2 separate regions of the Homo sapiens genome follow, and region 2 is linked to region 1. A link is a loop called in an ENCODE intact Hi-C map of the cell type or tissue named here. Cell type or tissue: natural killer cell. All regions are shown on one strand. Links, peaks and the distances in the headings refer to the core of each region. The heading gives the core; the rest is flanking DNA.

The links. Hi-C counts contacts between places; a loop is a spot of excess contacts. Peaks named below come from ENCODE experiments on the same cell type or tissue, not always from the same donor. Only the 100,000 strongest peaks of a DNase experiment are listed, where the experiment ranks them.
Region 2: a loop joins it to region 1, with 2.1 times the contacts of the local background. A loop is called at or near these places in 4 of 110 quality-filtered maps.

Annotation. Positions count from the first base shown.
Region 1 is chr22:46,276,542-46,284,924 of GRCh38, reverse strand. It overlaps TTC38 (tetratricopeptide repeat domain 38), which reads right to left. Exons shown (of 14, transcript NM_017931.4): 6 at 6,264-6,339; 7 at 3,207-3,326; 8 at 893-952. Among named protein-coding and RNA genes, the nearest start is that of TTC38, 13 kb to the right of the region's middle. In natural killer cell, for the core only: no CTCF peak of the experiment used is centred there; DNase peaks (open chromatin) are centred at 3,814 and 7,674; H3K4me3 peaks cover 2,544 bases; H3K27ac peaks cover 4,861 bases.
Region 2 is chr22:46,049,711-46,057,932 of GRCh38, reverse strand. The region is part of intron 1 of LOC124905135 (collagen alpha-1(III) chain-like); the gene reads right to left. It overlaps PRR34 (PRR34 long non-coding RNA), which reads left to right and starts at 3,708. Exons shown (of 2, transcript NR_165243.1): 1 at 3,708-4,183; 2 at 6,034-8,222. It overlaps PRR34-AS1 (PRR34 antisense RNA 1), which reads right to left and starts at 4,087. Exons shown (of 3, transcript NR_027034.1): 1 at 4,013-4,087; 2 at 988-1,086; 3 at 1-871. RefSeq lists silencers at 3,798-3,957, 4,198-4,317. In natural killer cell, for the core only: no CTCF peak of the experiment used is centred there; DNase peaks (open chromatin) are centred at 3,692, 4,122 and 4,802; H3K4me3 peaks cover 2,417 bases; H3K27ac peaks cover 6,211 bases.

The DNA of each region.
Region 1 (8,383 bases), core at 275-8,274:
AAGCTTTTTCATGTATTTCTTTCTAGCCTTTTTCTTTTTTTTTTTTTTTTTTTTTTGAGATGGGGTCTCACTCTGTCACCCAGGCTGGAGTGCAGTGGCACAATCTCGGCTCACTGTAACCTCCGCGTCCCAGGTTCAAGCGATTCTCATGCCTCAGGCTCAGGACTACAGGGAGGCGCCACCATGCCCGGCTAATTTTTGTATTTTTAGTAGAGATGGGGTTTTACCATGTTGCCCAGGCTGCTCTCAAACTCTTGACCTCAAGTTATTTGCCTGCCTTGGCCTCTCAAAGTGCTGGGATTACAGGCATGAGCCACTGTGCCCAGCTGCCTTTTTCTTTTCTGCATATGTTTCCTCTCCTGTACATTTAGCTGGGTTCTGTGCTGTCTTCCAGACACTGTATCATCACATTCTCATGTCATGACAAGGCCCTCATGTTCTCAGCATTTCTCACTTTATGGACATTCAGGGAGCTTCTAGCTTTTGTGCACGATAAGGAGCACTGCAAGTGACAGTCTTGTACATGGAACCCTGTGGCGGAATCACTGGGGTCAAGGGTGTCCTGAGCAGCTGCCCCATAGCCTGGCTCCCGTTGGAAGATCTCATGGCCCAGGCAGGTACACCCTGCGGAGTTGGGGCTTGGCTCTCCACTCCAGCCACAGGCACTCGCTCTGAATGGTCTCTGCAAGTTATACACCACAGATGTGATTTCCAGGCCTCCACAGTGAAAAAATCCCTAAAAAGGTTGAAGCCTAGAGTGCTCTTTGGAAATGTTAATGCTCCATTGCATCAGGGCTCCAACGGATGTGAATACATAGCAAAAGCTAGAAAAATCTTTCTCCCTCTAGACATCTTTATAGGATAAGACAGTGCAAACAGATGGTCACCTTACCTTCTCAATCAGATATAAAGCCCAGTGCCAATAGTTATGACAAGCCAACATATCAGAGTCCTGGAGAAAAAAAAAAAAAGAGAATTTATGAAAAGTCTGAAGGCCTATGGGAAAAAAACAAATGTTGTTTTGTGCTAATGCAGAAACCATCATCTTTTTTTTTTTTTTTTTTTTTTTTTTTGAGACTAAGTCTGGCTCTGTTGCTCAGGCTGGAGTGTAGTGACACGATCTTGGCTCACTGCAACCTCTGCCTCCCGGGTTCAAGCAATTCTCCTGCCTCAGTCTCCTGAGTAGCTGGGATTACAAGTGTGCACCACCACACCCGGCTAATTTTTGTATCTTTGGTAGAGACAGGGTTTCACCATGTTGGCCAGGGTGGTCTCGAACTTCTGACCTCAGGTGATCCGCCCGCCTCAGCCTCCCAAAGTGCTGGGATTACAGGCATGAGCCACCGCGCCTAGCCACAGAAACCATCATCTTTGAGTGCAGGAAACAATATTCTGCACTAGGTGCCTCCAGGCCACATAATCTTCTTCCATTCCGAAGGGCGGTGAAGAAATTATGCTGCATTTACCAAGGAGGAAACTGAGGCTAGGGGAGGTTCCCAACCTACTCGCCTGAGCTGGGGAGCAGCAGCCCCAGGACCGGTGCAGAGGAAGTTACTTCAGCAACTCCAGCTTTGCCTTCCTCACATGTGAAGTTGAGAAAAGGATTAACAGAACCACTCCACAGGGAGGTGCGAGGCCCATGGGTGCCTAAACAGCTCAGGGCACTTGGATAAAACTGCAAGGATCAGCCGGGCACAGTGGCTCATGCCTGTAATCCCAGTACTTTGGGAGGCCGAGGCAGAAGGATCAACTGAGCCCAAGAGTCCAAGACCCACCTGGGCAACATAGGGAAGAGACCCTGTCTCTCTAAAAAAAAAAAATTTTTTTAATTAGCCAGGTGTGGTGGCACGCACCAGTAGTCCCTGCTATTTGGGAGGCCGAGGTGGAAGGATCGCTTGAGCCCAGGCGGTCGAGGCTGCGGTGAGCCCTGATTGTGCCACTGCACTCCACCTTGGGCGACAGAGAGAGAACTTGTCTCAAAAAAAAACAAAAACAAAAACCTGCAGAGATCAACAGGCCCAGGGCCACACTCCAACAGGTGCTGGCAAAGCCCCGAGAGCCAGGGGAGTGGGTGGTATGTGGGTGGCTACCTTAGGCTGCCCTCAGTATGAAGCAGTGTTAAAGTAGGACCTGTGCTGGGCTCAGAGCTGGCCCCTGCTAGGGTATTTCCAAGCTCAGGAGACTGGACTCGTGATCCTCAACAAGCTAGAGTGCCCAGCACTCAGAAACCTCAAACAAACCTCAGTGTCCCTGAGAAGGGAACCTGACCACTGCCCCCTTGACAGAGCCGAATCTGGAGGCCCGAGGATCCTCCGCAGCAAGGCTCAGACTGCATGGCCCCTGCTTGGGAGCCAAGTGCACACCCTTCCCTGATTTCTTGCTGCCCCAAATACAAAGCAGGTATTCAGTAAACGCTGAGTGAGCGACGCTGTGTCCCTGTCCCAGGGGAGGCCCCATCTCCCTTGAGCCCAATAGGCTCACCTGATGCAGCCCCGTCTGTCCAGAGGGCCCACCTCCACCATGGTGCTAGCCTTTCCTTCCCTGAGGCCTCTGCAGGCGTTTCTGCCTCTGCCTGGACACCACCTTGCCTCCCCTGGAAAGAGGGACTGACAAGGCCTCCTGCACAGCCCATGTCCGCCTTGTACCTGGGCTCTAGGACACCAAAGTAAGCAGCTCTCCTCTCCCTCACAGGCCACTGTAGGCCTTGGAGGCCTTGCTCAAGCTAGTGACGGGCTAGGATGCCCTCCATCTTCCCCCTCTGTGTGGCACACACCTGCTCATCCTTCAGTAGCCAACTCAGAGGTTGCCCCCTCCAGGATGCCTTCCCTAGCCACTGTCCCCCCAAGCCCAGTTGAGTTTAATGCTTCCTCTGCGTTTCCACATCCCACAGAGGGTCCCCGTCATGGTGCAGCTCATGTGCTTTGAAGAGGCTGCTCGCTCCTCCTGACCAGGCCCTGTAAGGACAGAGAAGTCTGGGCTGGACCCTCAGTGGAGTCCCTAGGGCAAGGTATGGGCCTGGGGTGGGGACTGGAATCTTGATTGCATTCTGCTCAGCAGCCAAACACCTGAGGCAGGTGCAGGTGGAGGAGGAGAGGGAACCCCGAGAATTAAGCCATGCCCTGTAACTCTTGTCCATAAAGCCTTGGCCTGACTCAAGGGGATGCACTGAATTTCCCAGGGAGGTGACCCATTGACAAGCATCATACCTTCCAGAAGGTCTCTGAGTGCTGCATGAATTCCAACCCATCCTTGATCTCTGCTTTCATCTCGTGGATGTGAGCGACGGTGTGCACCGACCATGCGTCTGTCGGGTTAATAGATAAAGCCTACGCAGGGTGCGGGGAAGAGGATTCCAGATAAAGCAGATCAGTCAGGCTGCCGGGGCAGGCGACGGCAGGTCTCTAAGGGGCAAGAGGGGCCTGGGCTGAACGGGGTGGAGCAAGTGGGGGGGCGGGGCTCTGACTCAAAACACTGACAATTAGCACCACTTCCTGCCTGCCCGGGCACACCAGCTCATGGGTCTCACTGCCCAGTTCACAGATGAGGAAGCTGAGTCTTAGGGAGGCTATGCGACTTCACCCAGCTGGACAGCAGCAGGATCTTTCTAAAGCCAGGGCTCAGACCCAAGCCCACAGCATTCTGCATACAGCTGAGGTGCTTGCAAAACATACCCGCCCTCTCTGGGCCTCAGCTGCCGCCTGCCTGGAAGGCCACGGATGCTGCCTTTCTCTTAGAGAAGTGGTTACTGCCCATGTGAACGTGGTGTGAACTATCAAGTCCTCCAGTGGCTGTGACTGCCTCTTCCCACTACCATATATGTGAGGACACGTGGCTTTCTGGGTGCAGAAACAGCTGGCTCTGAGGTTATCACAGTTCATGACAACAGCCGCTCCCATGACCTGTGAGCTTGACAGCGACCAGCGAGGCAGGCAGGACTCATGGAATGATCCTCCCCTCCTAGCCGTTTCTTTCTTCTATTTATGTGTTCAGCTCATGTTTGCTAAGCATCTACTCAGCCACAGTCAGAGCTTAGAAAATGGAGCAGTAAACTGAGGCTCACAGAAGCCCCATTGCCTGGCCTGTGCCCAGGTCCCCCATGCCAAATCATGAGTTCCCGCCAGCCCCACTGCCTCAGTCTCCCCACGCCTTTCATAGGGGTCCAGAAGCCCCAAGCTCTTCTGCCCTGGCCCAGCACCTCCTGTGAGGCTTTTGGCAGGAGGTCGGCCCCAGCAAGCCCTGCCTCCCTGCCCACCACTCAGCTTTTGTGGGCCCAGCCCACTCCATGTGGGAACAGAGGGAAAGAAAGTGTGTCTGTAGGGGACCGTGGGCACCCCTGGGCAGGGGCTCTGAGTACAGGACACTTGGGCACAGTCTAAGCAGGGCGGGCGTGGGGCCCCGAGACGGGACCCTGCTAAGCATGCTGCTTTCACGAATGGCAGGAGTGAAGGGTGGTGGCTGTCACCAGCTCTGATGAGCTGACTGGCATCTTCCCTCTCTTGGAGCCCTCCCATGGTTCCGTGGGAAGGAGTCCAAACTGCATTCCCAGGCTACAAGGCCCAGCAGAATCCAGTCCTCACCTGCCCCTCTACAGCCCTGGCTCCTGGAGCCCTGGCTTGCCGCCTCCTCCCTAAGCCTCCACCCATTGAGCCACTTGGATGGAGCTCCAGGTCCCCAAGCTCTGTGGCTGTGCCTGTGCCTGCCGCCTGCCTGCTCCTGCCCTGGCTCCTCCTACCCTCACCAGCCTGGGGCTGCAGACACAGAGCCCATGTGTTACCACTCCTGGCCCCATCACAGCCTGCTTTTCCTGCCCAGTAGTTGTCTGTGGGGTGCTGGTGTTGAAGACAAAGAGTTGGTGCCTGCAACACAAGGGACAGGAGGCGAAAGGGGAGCAATGGAGAAGGGAGGGGACCCTATCCACCACTTCTTGCTCCTTGCAAGGCATGGGCTTGCATGTTTTTTTGGCCACCCTCAGTGCGGGGGACTTGCCACATCTGGTTTGCCACAGCTACCCTTGTCCAGAGCTTCTCCAAATGTCCCAGGAGCTCTCAGGTGCCCAGATGGATGCCACCCACAGGAGGGCCCAGCTACCATGGTCTCCAAGGGACTTTCCTACAGCTGACCCCTGGATGGTGCTGTCTGGTCACCCAGGCCATGGAACCAAGACTGTCAGAAAGCCACTCGGGTCCCCCACCTGCCCTGACTCAGAGTTAAAGCAAAGAACACATCACTCAAGCCTCAAGTCTCGGATTCTGTAATCAGAGCAGTCTTCAGAGAGCGCAGCGACCCTTGGGCCCCAATGCTGTCTCCCAGAGAGGATGCTGCAGGCCGACTAGGGCAACTACTGGGGGAAGAACCCCAGCCAGGATGTTGGGAGGCAGGGCCTGGAGCAGGCAGCTGAAAGGACAGCCATTGCCAGGTAGCCTGGGTAGAATCCGGCTCTGCCATCTCTGAGCCATGTGGTCTTAGGCAGGCTCTAGCCTTGGCCTCTGAGCCTTGGGCCCCTCATCTGGGCAACAAGGAGTTGGACATCACGTGGGCAGAGCTGTGTGGATGCAAGCAGACACACATGAAGTGCCACACAGAGCCGGGCACAGGAGCAGCTGTCACTCCCTTGTGCATGGCAGCCCCTCCATGGGCCTCAGTTTCCACTCCTGCAAGAAGAGGAGTAGAGGAGAGGGACCCCCAGAGCGTGAGACCATTCGCGCCCCAGGCCTGACAGCTGCAGCCTGCCACCCAGCCCTGGGCCCAGGTACACATGGGCACCCAGCAATGATCATGACTGGCGATCATCACTCAGCTCCCTGAACCTCTGGTGCCGTGAGTGATGCTTAGAAATGCGAAGTTCAGGAAGGAAGAGCCAACGCTTATTTACACTTCTCCTCCTACAAAGTCCTGTCCCAGCAGGGCAGTGTGGGCTCCGGAGCCAGGCAGAGCTGGTGGGAGCCCAGACCTGCCATTCTGTGCAACCCTAAGTGAGCAGGCTGACCACAGGCTCCCCGTACCCCATCAACCTCATCTGTAGACGTGGATCCAGTGTTAGCCAAGGAACGTGGCTCTGGGGACTTTGGGGGGGCCACAGGTGAATGACAGCCCCTGGCGGGCGGCAGCTGCTCACACTAACATGAGCTCCCCAGTCTCTCTGAGGAAGTGAGACCAGGGATGGGGTTCGCCGGGGTCACACACGAATGGTGCCCCTCATATGCCCTGGTCCAGCCAACGGCTACTCCCTGAGGGGTCAGGCACCTTAGGAAGGACCCACTTACCTCTTTGGCGAGTTTTTCTGCCTGGTCGTAGAAGTTGGTTTCCATCAAGCCAAAAGAGTAGATGCCTTTCACATAGCTAAAAACAGAAAAAAAGATCTCAGAATACAAAATGATGGATGGGTAGCAGGTTGAACTGTGTCCCCGCAAAGATACACTGAGGTCCTAACTGCCAGCACTGGGAATGTGACCTTTTTTGGAAATAGGGTCTTTGCAGAGGTAATAAGTTTAGAGGAGGTCATACGGGATTAGGGTGGGCCCTAACGCAATGACTGGTGTCCTTACAAGAGGGCCGTGTGAAGACACAGATGCCGAGGGAAGGCGGCAGGTAAAGACCAAGGCAGAGTGATACAGCTGCGAGCCAAGGGACTTCAAGGAACTCTGGGCACCACCAGAAATTGGAAGAGGCAGGAAGGACCCACCCCTGAGGCTCTGAGGGCACTGCCCTTGCTGACACCTTAGATGGGACTCTTGGCCCTCAAAGCTGTGAGTACCTGTCTGCTGCTCCAAACCACCCAGTTTGCAGCCCTTCGCTACAGCAACCGCAGGAGACTGATGCAACCTCCAACCCCACGCCAAGCTCTGTGCTTGTCAGCAATTCCATGCTTCTGACTGGTGAGGGGCAAGGTGAACATTACATCCGCACAATCATCCCCAAGCCCAGCACGGAGAGCGGCCCTGCTCCTCAATTAGCATCCCACCTTCTAAGAATCAACACGGGTCTCCACTGAGAGTAACAAGGGTCTCCTCCCGCTCCTGTCTGCATGGTGACATCCACCCAGAGGCATGACCCAGGGGCACCTCCCTGGGAAGCCTCCGTGACCTGTGGGCTGTCAACAGCTCCTCCTTGACTTCTGCAGTGCTGTACACAGTCCCCTGCCCGGCCTGGAATGCACTCAGTGAATGGCCGGGTCCTCCCCAGACCTGGAGCTCCCACAGGCTGGGACCTGTCTGTCCAACTCAGCCTCAGCCCAGGCCCAGCCCAGGATGGGCTAGAAGACACTGCTGAATAATTGCACGCTTCCAATCTCTCTCTTTTTTTTTTTTTTTTTTTTTTTTGGAGACAGAGTCTCGCTCTGTTGCCCAGGCTGGAGTGCAGTGGCACAATCTCAGCTCACTGCAACCTCCGCCTCCTGAGTTCAAGCAATTCTCCTTCCTCAGTCTCCTGAGTAGCTGGGATTACAGGCACATGCCACCTCGCCCAGCTAATTTTGGTATTTTTAGTAGAGACGGGGTTTCACCATGTTGGCCAGGCTGGCCTCAAACTCCTGACCTCAGGTGATCCACCCGCCTCGGCCTCCCAAAGTGCTGGGATTCCAGGCATGAGCCATTGCGTCCCGCCCACACTTCCAATCTCATCTGCAACTGCGCACCCGAGTATCTAGGGTGGTCACACATGAAACAAGTTTTCTTTCCTGTGGTTTCTCGGGGTTAAGTGAAAACAAAATAGGGCAATAGGGCTTCTGTTTGAGACTAAGATGTTAGCTTCATTACTTTGCAAGAAGACTGATTCTAGCTTTTGTTATTCATTGAAGCAATGTTCTTAAGCACTGGCTTCCAGAGTTATCTTTAAAATGTATGTGTGTGTGTGTGTGTGTGTGTGTGTGTGTGTGTGTGTATGTATATATATGTATTGTTTACTGGGGTCATTTAATCCTCAACACTTAAGCTATTTATTGTATGTTTGCTGTGTGTCAGGTACTATTAGGTTTCATGACGGTTAATTTTTATCTGTCAATTTGGCTGGCCCGTGGTGCTCAGCTGTTTGGCGAAACACCAGTCTAGGTGTTGCGGTGAAAGTATTTTTTATATATATATATGTTTATATATATATATATATTTAATATATATATTTTAATATATAATTTTTAATATATATTTTAATATATATTTAATATATATTTTTAATATATGTATTTTATATATATTTTTTTAATATATATATTTTTAATATATATATTCTTTTAGATACAGAGTCTTGCTCTGCTGCCCAGGCTGAGTGCAGTGGCATGATCGCCAGCTCACTGCAGCCTCAAACTCCTGGGCTCAAGGGAACCTCCCGCCACAGCCTCCTGAGTAGCCGGAACTACAGGCACATGCCACCATGCCTGGCTAACTTTTTT
Region 2 (8,222 bases), core at 1-8,000, 230 kb after region 1:
GCCCGGCTGCCTGTGACAGTTTCTCAGCCAGGCAGGGACTCTTTTCCACACGATGACACTGGAACTGAATGCCACACTCCTTCTCCTTGGAAGAAAAAATGGTGTGTAGGACAAGGACTCAGGACATGGGTGTGGAAGAATCTCTGTGGTACGAGCCCAGCCTGGAAGAACTCTTAGGTCAGAAACACCCCTTTTCTGACCTTATTTTTGAAAAGTGGGCCATTTCCAGCCCCTAATAACGGAGGGGGACCAATCTCCAAATTCAATGTACTTGATCTTAAGAATCGTTCTTTAAAAGTGAGTTAAAAGGCAAAGTAGCATGCTGTTGTCTACTCTAAAAGGCAATTTCTAAATTTGGATTAAAAAAAAAATTGTACTCTAGCTTGCAAATCCAGTGGCTCTCAGAATGCAAGTAAGATACACCACTCCTTGTGCTAAAATCATCTTAAGCAGTTTAAAATAAATCAAAACAAAACGATGTGAGCCGAGCATATGTCTCCCATCCCTTGTGTTTTGAAGGCCGAGTGGGCCAGGCTGCCTAGCACAGACCGGTTCAGTCCGAGAGCCGCCTGGGCCCAGATCTCGGCAGTCAATGATTTTAAGAGAGGGCCACAATGTCTCCTGGACCAAAGAGACCTAGGTCTTTTACTTTCCAAAGATGGCCTCGGTTCTAGACAAGGATTAAATTATAAAATAAATCATTACAGAACATAATCAACAGGTAAGATGAATAAATTGAAGACATTTATTTCCTCCAAGAAAAATGTCTGGCACTTGGAATTTTCAAGCTGCAAGTAGATGTACACATTTTCAAAAGATCTTTCTTTTCCTTCGCTTCCTCACACTGGGCACAGCAAAACATCTCTGCCTTCTAAAATAAAAACACATGCCACTTTAATTTAGCAAAGAGAAGCCAGAATGCAGAATCTTTGCAGAGATTTTTTTTTTTTTTAATTAAAAAGAGAGACTGACAACTTCATTTTATACCTTTTCACGGGAAGTGACCCTCCTCCCCATGGGTCAATAAGTTAACGCCAAATCGCGGCAAAACGGCGAATTCCATCTCTGAGGCTCTAGAAGCTCAATCTAGAAGGAGAGATTTTAATTGTAACCCCTAAACAGCAAATGCTGACATTTGTCTTGCTTTCAGATAGTCTCCAGACTGGGCCAGAACATGACTAATTTATTTTATCTTATCCATCTATCTAGGCACAGGATTAAAATATTTATATCAGTCTGTTCACTTTAAAATGTGCAGTTACAGACACCAGCTTCAGGGCCACTCCTTAATTTTTCACAGTTTTGGCTTTTCATTGTTTCCAGAAATGCACAGTCCTTGAATGGCGAACACTCGCAAATGCTGATGAAATCTTTAAGTGAGGAGCCTCTAAACTAATATGAAAATCTCCCCTTTCAGGCTGCGTGGACGCTGCCCGGCCACGGTGACGGAGCTGTTCCAATGCCTGCTTCCCGAGACAGGCCCATGAAATCATGCAGGCTTGAGCCCGGCTTCTAGAAGGAGCACGCCTCTGGCCAGGGTGGCTGGTGGAAACCAGTCCTGGCCAAGGGAGCCCCGGCCAGGCTGCCAGGTAGGCAGCAGGCGGCAGGGGGTTAATGTGGGGAGCGGGCAGGGGTGGGGTGGGAAGCCAGCTGGGGAAATGGGGGCTGCAGGGCCCAGCCCGACCAGGCACAGACACAGGGGGCTCTGTCTGCTTGCCCGCTGCCCTGGCACTGTGACTAACCGCCCCACTATTGTGAGTCTGAAGTCAGCCCTTTGTGTCGTCCCCTGGCGTCTGGGAGCACAGCCGAAGAACCCTTTCCAGCAGCCCCCCTCATTCTGGAACCTGCAGCCCCAACATCCATTCTTTCAGCTCTCAGGGTTGCTGGGGGCTGATGAGCCAGTGGAAGTATCCCTTTCCCTGGCCAGGAAGGGCCACCAGCAAAAAAGAAGCAGAAAACCAGTCTCCCCTACTCTGGGTGGGGAAGTGGGGGGCACAGGGACCTACTAAACCTACGTGACCGCCGTGGTAGCTGCTCCACACGCAGCAAAGGAGCCATTGAAATGGGGAGAGGCCAAATCGAATATGGAAAAAATGGCAAAATATCCCGTTCACAGTTTCATACGAGCAACACACTGAAATAGGATTTTGGAAATTTATATTAGATTAAAATGAATTTTAGTACTAAAGTGAATCTTACCCGCTTATTTTCACTTTCTGAAAATGTGGCTATTAGAAGGTGTTAAATGACAGATGTGGCTTGCATTTGTGGCTCGCGTTGTTTTGTGTGAGCTCGTGGGTTTGGGGGTGCTGGGACCTTGAAGGCTGCTTTCTCCTAGGGAGACAATGGCACTCCCTACCCATCATTGTCAGGAATACCAGGCCCTTGCAGCCACACTGTCTCCTGACCCTGGCCTTGCATTCCCCGTTTTGAGAATTGGGACTTACACACGCAGGTGTCTAGGAATCCTTTGTCAAACACTGGCATGCACACGAGTATGCCTGCACACCCACGTGCACATACACGGACACGCACAGACATACACAGCCCTGGCTCCTGTCCACCGCAGGCTGGAGCAACCTGTCCCAGCTAGCCTTCGTGGAAGCCAGATTCACAGGGCACCCAGATGCCCTCCAAACCCCCCCTGGACCCAGACATCTGACCCTTTGTCCTGGGACAGACAGGACCAACCCAGGCCACACCCGCCTTCCATGGGCCGGGGCACTTTTGGCTTCCTGGTTCCCTTCCTCCATAAATACTAAAAATTCTATTTTATGACTACATCAGACTAAAGGCCAATAAAACCAGGTCGAATTCATTGTCGTATATTCATTATTTTTATAGTCATTTTTTCTTCTGATTTTAAAAGAAATTAAAATGAAAACATTTCATGGGCCCTAGGCTCTATGCCTCGTGGGCTTGTGGGCCCAGACCATCCCTCTGAGCTCCCATGCCCAAACCCATGCCCCTGAGTCTCACCCAGCGAGGAGCACAGGGGGCTTGCCTGCCGTTTGTCCAGTGACCAGATAGATACCTTCTGAACTCATTCCTTAAGTCCTGCCCTCAGTAAACAGTGTGTGAATCCCTCACCAGATGCCAGAAAACGTTCCACATTATTTTTAAAACAGAAGTCAGTCAGGAGGAAGGCCTGGGATGCCAGTGTGGTTGAAGGCCCCAAGTCAGTGGGAGCTAAGACCCTCACCCGGTACAGGGCTGGGGTCTCCAACCGGGGACCTGGACACCATGTTTAACACCCAAGAGCAGGCCAGCAAACAGGCGTGCTGCTCTGGGTAGCGACTGGTACCGTGAGGTGCAGCCTCCGAGAGCACCAGGCCCCTTCTGCCTCCCACCCTCCACCCCTGCTGCAGGTGCTGCGGGGCCCCCGGTTCTGGATGGAGGTGCAGAGGAGGCTGGGCTTTCCGGCGTCCCCCAGAACCGGCATCGGCTGCTCTGGCCTTTCCCTTCCCAGGGAGCCACGGCGCCAGGCCTGGGCCCAAACCCTGCTCAGGAAGGACGGGCCGGTGCAGGAGATGGTTAAAATTCTGCATCCTTTTTGCATCCGCCTCCAGAGGAAGCGCTGCTTTCTCCCCCCACCACCCCCCCCCCAACCCCCCCACCCCGCGAAGCAGGAGGAGGGGGGAAAAAAGCTGAGAGCAGCAATTTGCAGGCCTTGGGATGTTTTTCTCCTTGACAGCCCCGGGCCCCGCCTCGCTCCGGCCCTTCCTCCGACTGTGCGGCTGGCCCTGTGGCCGCGGCTCGGTGTCTGCCGCTCCTGCCCGGGCCCCTGCACACGCGTCCTCCCCTCGGCGGGGAGGCCGGCTAGGGGCAGGCGGGCAGCGATGCCTGCGTCGGCCACAGCTGCCTGGCACTGCCCTCCTTTGTGCCTGCCTCCTCTGCCAGCCTCCGCTCCAACCTCCCCCCCCAACCCCGCAACGAGGCCTGCTCCTGGGCCCGGCCGCAGGGCCCGTTGCCCACAGAGCGCCCACCCTGCGCCCACCCGGGGTGCCCTCACCTTCTGGGCCCCTGGCTCCTGGCCTCGGGTCCTGCTGGTGCCCAGGTCGCCCGGCCCCGTCCTCCGTGCTCCGCGTTTGCCCCACCCTGCTGCCCGAGCTCGGCGGCGAGCCTGGCACGGTGCCAGGCTGCCTGGGAGCCCAGCCCGGGCAGGGCGAACTTTCCAGCGAGGGTGTGTATGGGGGGGAGCTGCGGGGTGAGGGTGGTGCCTGGGGAGGGAGAGGGCCCCAGGTGCCCGGCGGCCGGCCCCCGGCCCCCAGCCCCCAGCCCCTGGCCGGCCTGCGGGGGCCTCCCCTGCCTCCCGTCCCCAGAGTCCCACAGAGGCGCAGACAACACGAGCGCTTGAGTCCCAGCAGCCATGTGCAGGAGCCGGCAAACAAACAAAAGCCCTTATTTATTTATTTAGTTCACACTCCCAGATAAGGAGGCGCCTTTTGTGCACATAATTTCACACACATCAGAACGGAGGCGATGCCACGGTACTCCCCACAGCCCGAGAGCCCCGGACAGCCGCCCGGCCCTCATGAATAATTGCATCGCCTCGGCCTGGGCATTTCCATATTTAAATTGGGCAGCAGCGTATGATTAATTAAGAAGGAAAAAGGCAAAAAGGAAGAAAAGCAGTGGGGGTGGGGAGCCGGACACTCTGGGCAGCGCAATGTGCCAAGGTGCCCGCGGCAGCTTAACTCCTCCCATGCCAGGGCCCAGGGGGAGGCCACAGCAGGGGCTGGGAGGGGAGGCTCCCAAGACCCTCAGCCTGGAGGGCGGCATGTCCTTGCCTGCTGTCCTGTGTCGAGTGCCACCCCAGCCTCACATGCTGCCTGGGGAAGGTTCTCTTCCTCCTGTTCGTATTCCGGGCAGCTCACCATTGCTCAGGTCAAAATGTGCCATGCCAGTGCTGGGGAAAGAGACACACCGAGGCCCCCCAGTGGGGCACTTCCAGCGGGAACTGACCTGTCTTTTGCCCTGCACAGCTTCACCCTACATCCCTGCCACATGCAAGCTGCAACGCTGCCCTGCCTGGGGAGGCTCTGCGGCCCATCCCCACTCTCACAAGCCTCCTCCTCCAAAGGGCTGGCTCTTCTGGCCCTGAAAGCAGCCGGCCTGTTCCGGGAGTGGGGCAGGAAGGCCTGCCACCCTTCTAGAAAGATTTTTGGCTAAGTGAGTGCCAGGAAAGACTATATTCCTAAGGCAAGAAGTGGCCCCGGATTTAGAGTCTGGCCATCACCAAGGTTTGGCCTTATTGTTTGCCATTTGTGTGGCCTGAGGCAGGTTATCTGGCCTCTCTGGGCCTCGGTCTGCCTGGTTGCAAAATGGGAATGATATGAATGCCCACTATTCCTGCCCTGTGGGGTCCCGGCGAGCAAGAGCAGCTCCTGGTTGGCAGAGAGCCTGCCCGAGTTCCCAGACTCGTTGTCCTTGTGGTGGGCTGAGGTCTGAGCCAGAACAAGTCCAGATAGACCCAGGACCATGCAGCCCTGCCCCTGCTGAGGCCCCAGGACACTGGTCAGAAATTTGCTGAGAAAATAATCTGAATTCTTGTGGCCAAGAGTGTCCTAGGGCCACCAGGCCTGGCTTGGTTGTGGGGGGCCCATCTGCCCTTGAGCGTATGCAGGGGTGTGTGGAGTGGGAGGGCTCTGGGGCAGGACCAGCTGCCCAGCAAGAGCCTCCTAGGGGTCCTCTGGGGTCTGGGCAGCATTATTATCACCCCCTCCTTTACAGCTGGGGGAACTCAGGCATAGAGAGTTCAGGAGCATACCTGAGATCACACCAAAGTGGGGGCCCTGGGATTTAAACTCAGAGCACCCCAAATCCCATCCCAAGGCTTTTCTTTTCTCTTTTTGAGATGGGGTCTTGCTCTGTTGCCCCTGCTGGAGTGCAGTGGCGTGATCACCGCTCACTGCAGCCTCAACCTCCCAGGCTCAAGTTATCCTCCTGCCTCAGCCACCCAAGTTGCTGGGACTTACAGGCGTGTGCCACCATGCCCAGCTAATGTTTTTTTTTTTAACCTTTGTTGCTCAGGTTGGTCTCAAACTCCTGGGCTCATGCAATCTTCCTGCCTCGGCCTCCCAATGTGCTGGAATTACAGGTATGAGCTACCGCGCTCAGCCCAAACCCAGGGCTCTTAACCACCCTACTATGTACTGTGCTGGCCCCCGGTCAAGGGAGAGAACTCACGTCAGGCAAAAATGTTTTACAGAGAGGCAGCTAAGTCTTTTCCACAGTGGATGACACAGTCCCCCTCACAAACCACCCCACAGATCCAACCCCAAGGAACTCTGCTTCTACGTGTGCCCTTGGGGCAAGGGATGCAAAGCACCAGGCGATGGAGCTCAGAGGATGGCACTCTTCCAGAGAGCTGTGTGTCTCTGGGAAAGCTAACACACCTCTCTGAGCCTGTTGCTACAGCTTTACCATCAGCGATGTGACTGCAAGCCTTCTCAGCTGCCTGTCAGCAGATGCACAGGCCTGTGCACAGAGCTCTGCGGAGACCACGCCGACATCGCCGCACACCCACCCTCCTGCTCATGGGACAGACCATTCACACCTGCTTCACCACCAGCCACAGGCTTGTCGGAAGGAGCAGACTCTTCTCCACGGACAAGCCACTGCCCCTTTGAGGGCCTCAGCTTCCTTACCCTATGAGATGAGGAAACAGATCTTCACTTGCCACAGGACTTGGGGGGATGAAAAGGTAACCTCCGTAAAGCTGCCCCTGGTGTGGGGAAGCCACCCCATAGATGACATTGCCCGCCCTCCCCCTAGGCCCAGAGCTCTACAGAGTCCTCAAGCTGGTGTCCCTCCAGGCTAAAACACTTCCACCCCCTGGGCAGTGCACTACAGGGTGGTGGGGAAGGGGCCATCTGTGGAAGAAACACAGGGCCTGGCCTGGGGTCCTGGGCAAGACCTCTGTGACCTCAGTTTCCCCAGATCCCTCCAGGTGTGACCTTGTAGATGGCCTCTATTCTGGATTCACAGCTGCTGAGGAGGAGGAAGAGGACACTGAAGGCATTCCTTCAGTCCCCTGGGGAGGTTCAGATGCTCAGACTCCCTGATACCACCTTTCCTGGGCAGAATAAAGTCCCCAAGATGTCCAAGCCCTAATCCCTGGAGCCTGGGAAAGTGTTACCTCCCAGACCAAAGGGACTTTGTAGGTGTGTGATTGAGTTGAAGATCTGCAGTGAGAGGGTAGCCTGGATTAGCCACGTGTGCCCAAAAGCAGAGACTCCTTCCCAGCCGTGGTCAGAGACAGAACAAGGGGACGCTGCTGGCTTTAAAGACGGAAGAAGGGACGAGGAGCCAAGGAGTGCAAGTGCCGCCAGAGGCCAGAAAAGGCAAGGGATGGATTTTTCCCCTGGAGTTCCAGGAGGAACCAGCCCTGCCAACACCTGGATTTTAGTTCTGGGACCCCACCTCAGACATCTGACCCCCTTGACTGTAAGGTAATAAATGTGCGTTGCTTAAGCCACTGAGTCAGCCATAAGTTGTTACATGGCTGCCACAGGAAACTAACAGGCCCTCCCCTCTGGCCCCAACATGCCCAGCTGCCTGTGAAGGGGAAGAAGGATGGCACAAGGCACGGCCCTCATCGATGTGTTCACACACCTTGCTCCCCTACTGAGCTGGCCCTGGGGCTGCAGACCTGATCCCTGCTCTCAGGAGCCTTCGCCAGCTGAGAGACGCCCGCAGAGCCTCCCCTCCACTGCGGAGGCTCGAACCTTCCCTCCTGCTGCTGCTGCCCCATCCTCTCCTCTTCCTCCTGCTGCTGTTTGTTGAGTGCTCCCTGTGAGTAGGCACCAGGCTAGTGTCCTCCTCCCAACCCCAGCCTCATAGGCTCAGCGGTCAGGCCACCCGAGCAGTCACATTGTAGACCCCTGAATCCTGCCCATGGTTTGGCAGGACAAAGGGCCTTTTCTGCTTCAGAGTCACAAATGTGTCCTCCTCACAATAAGGGTGGCATGGAGGTCCCTGGGCCAGTGCCTCAGCCTATTGAGCCTGGGGTCCTTGTCTGTACAGGGGGATGAAGGTAGCACCTCACAGATGGCGATAAACCCAGCCAGTGCAGGGCAGGCAGTCAGCGCTCCAAACTCGCTTCAAGTCTTTGCCTATGCTGCCAATCAAGTCAGCTGTGGGAAGAGTCAGGTTTTTCTCTTGAAAGTCAGGGCCGGGCACGGTGGCTCATGCCTGTAATCCCAGCACTTTGGGAGGCT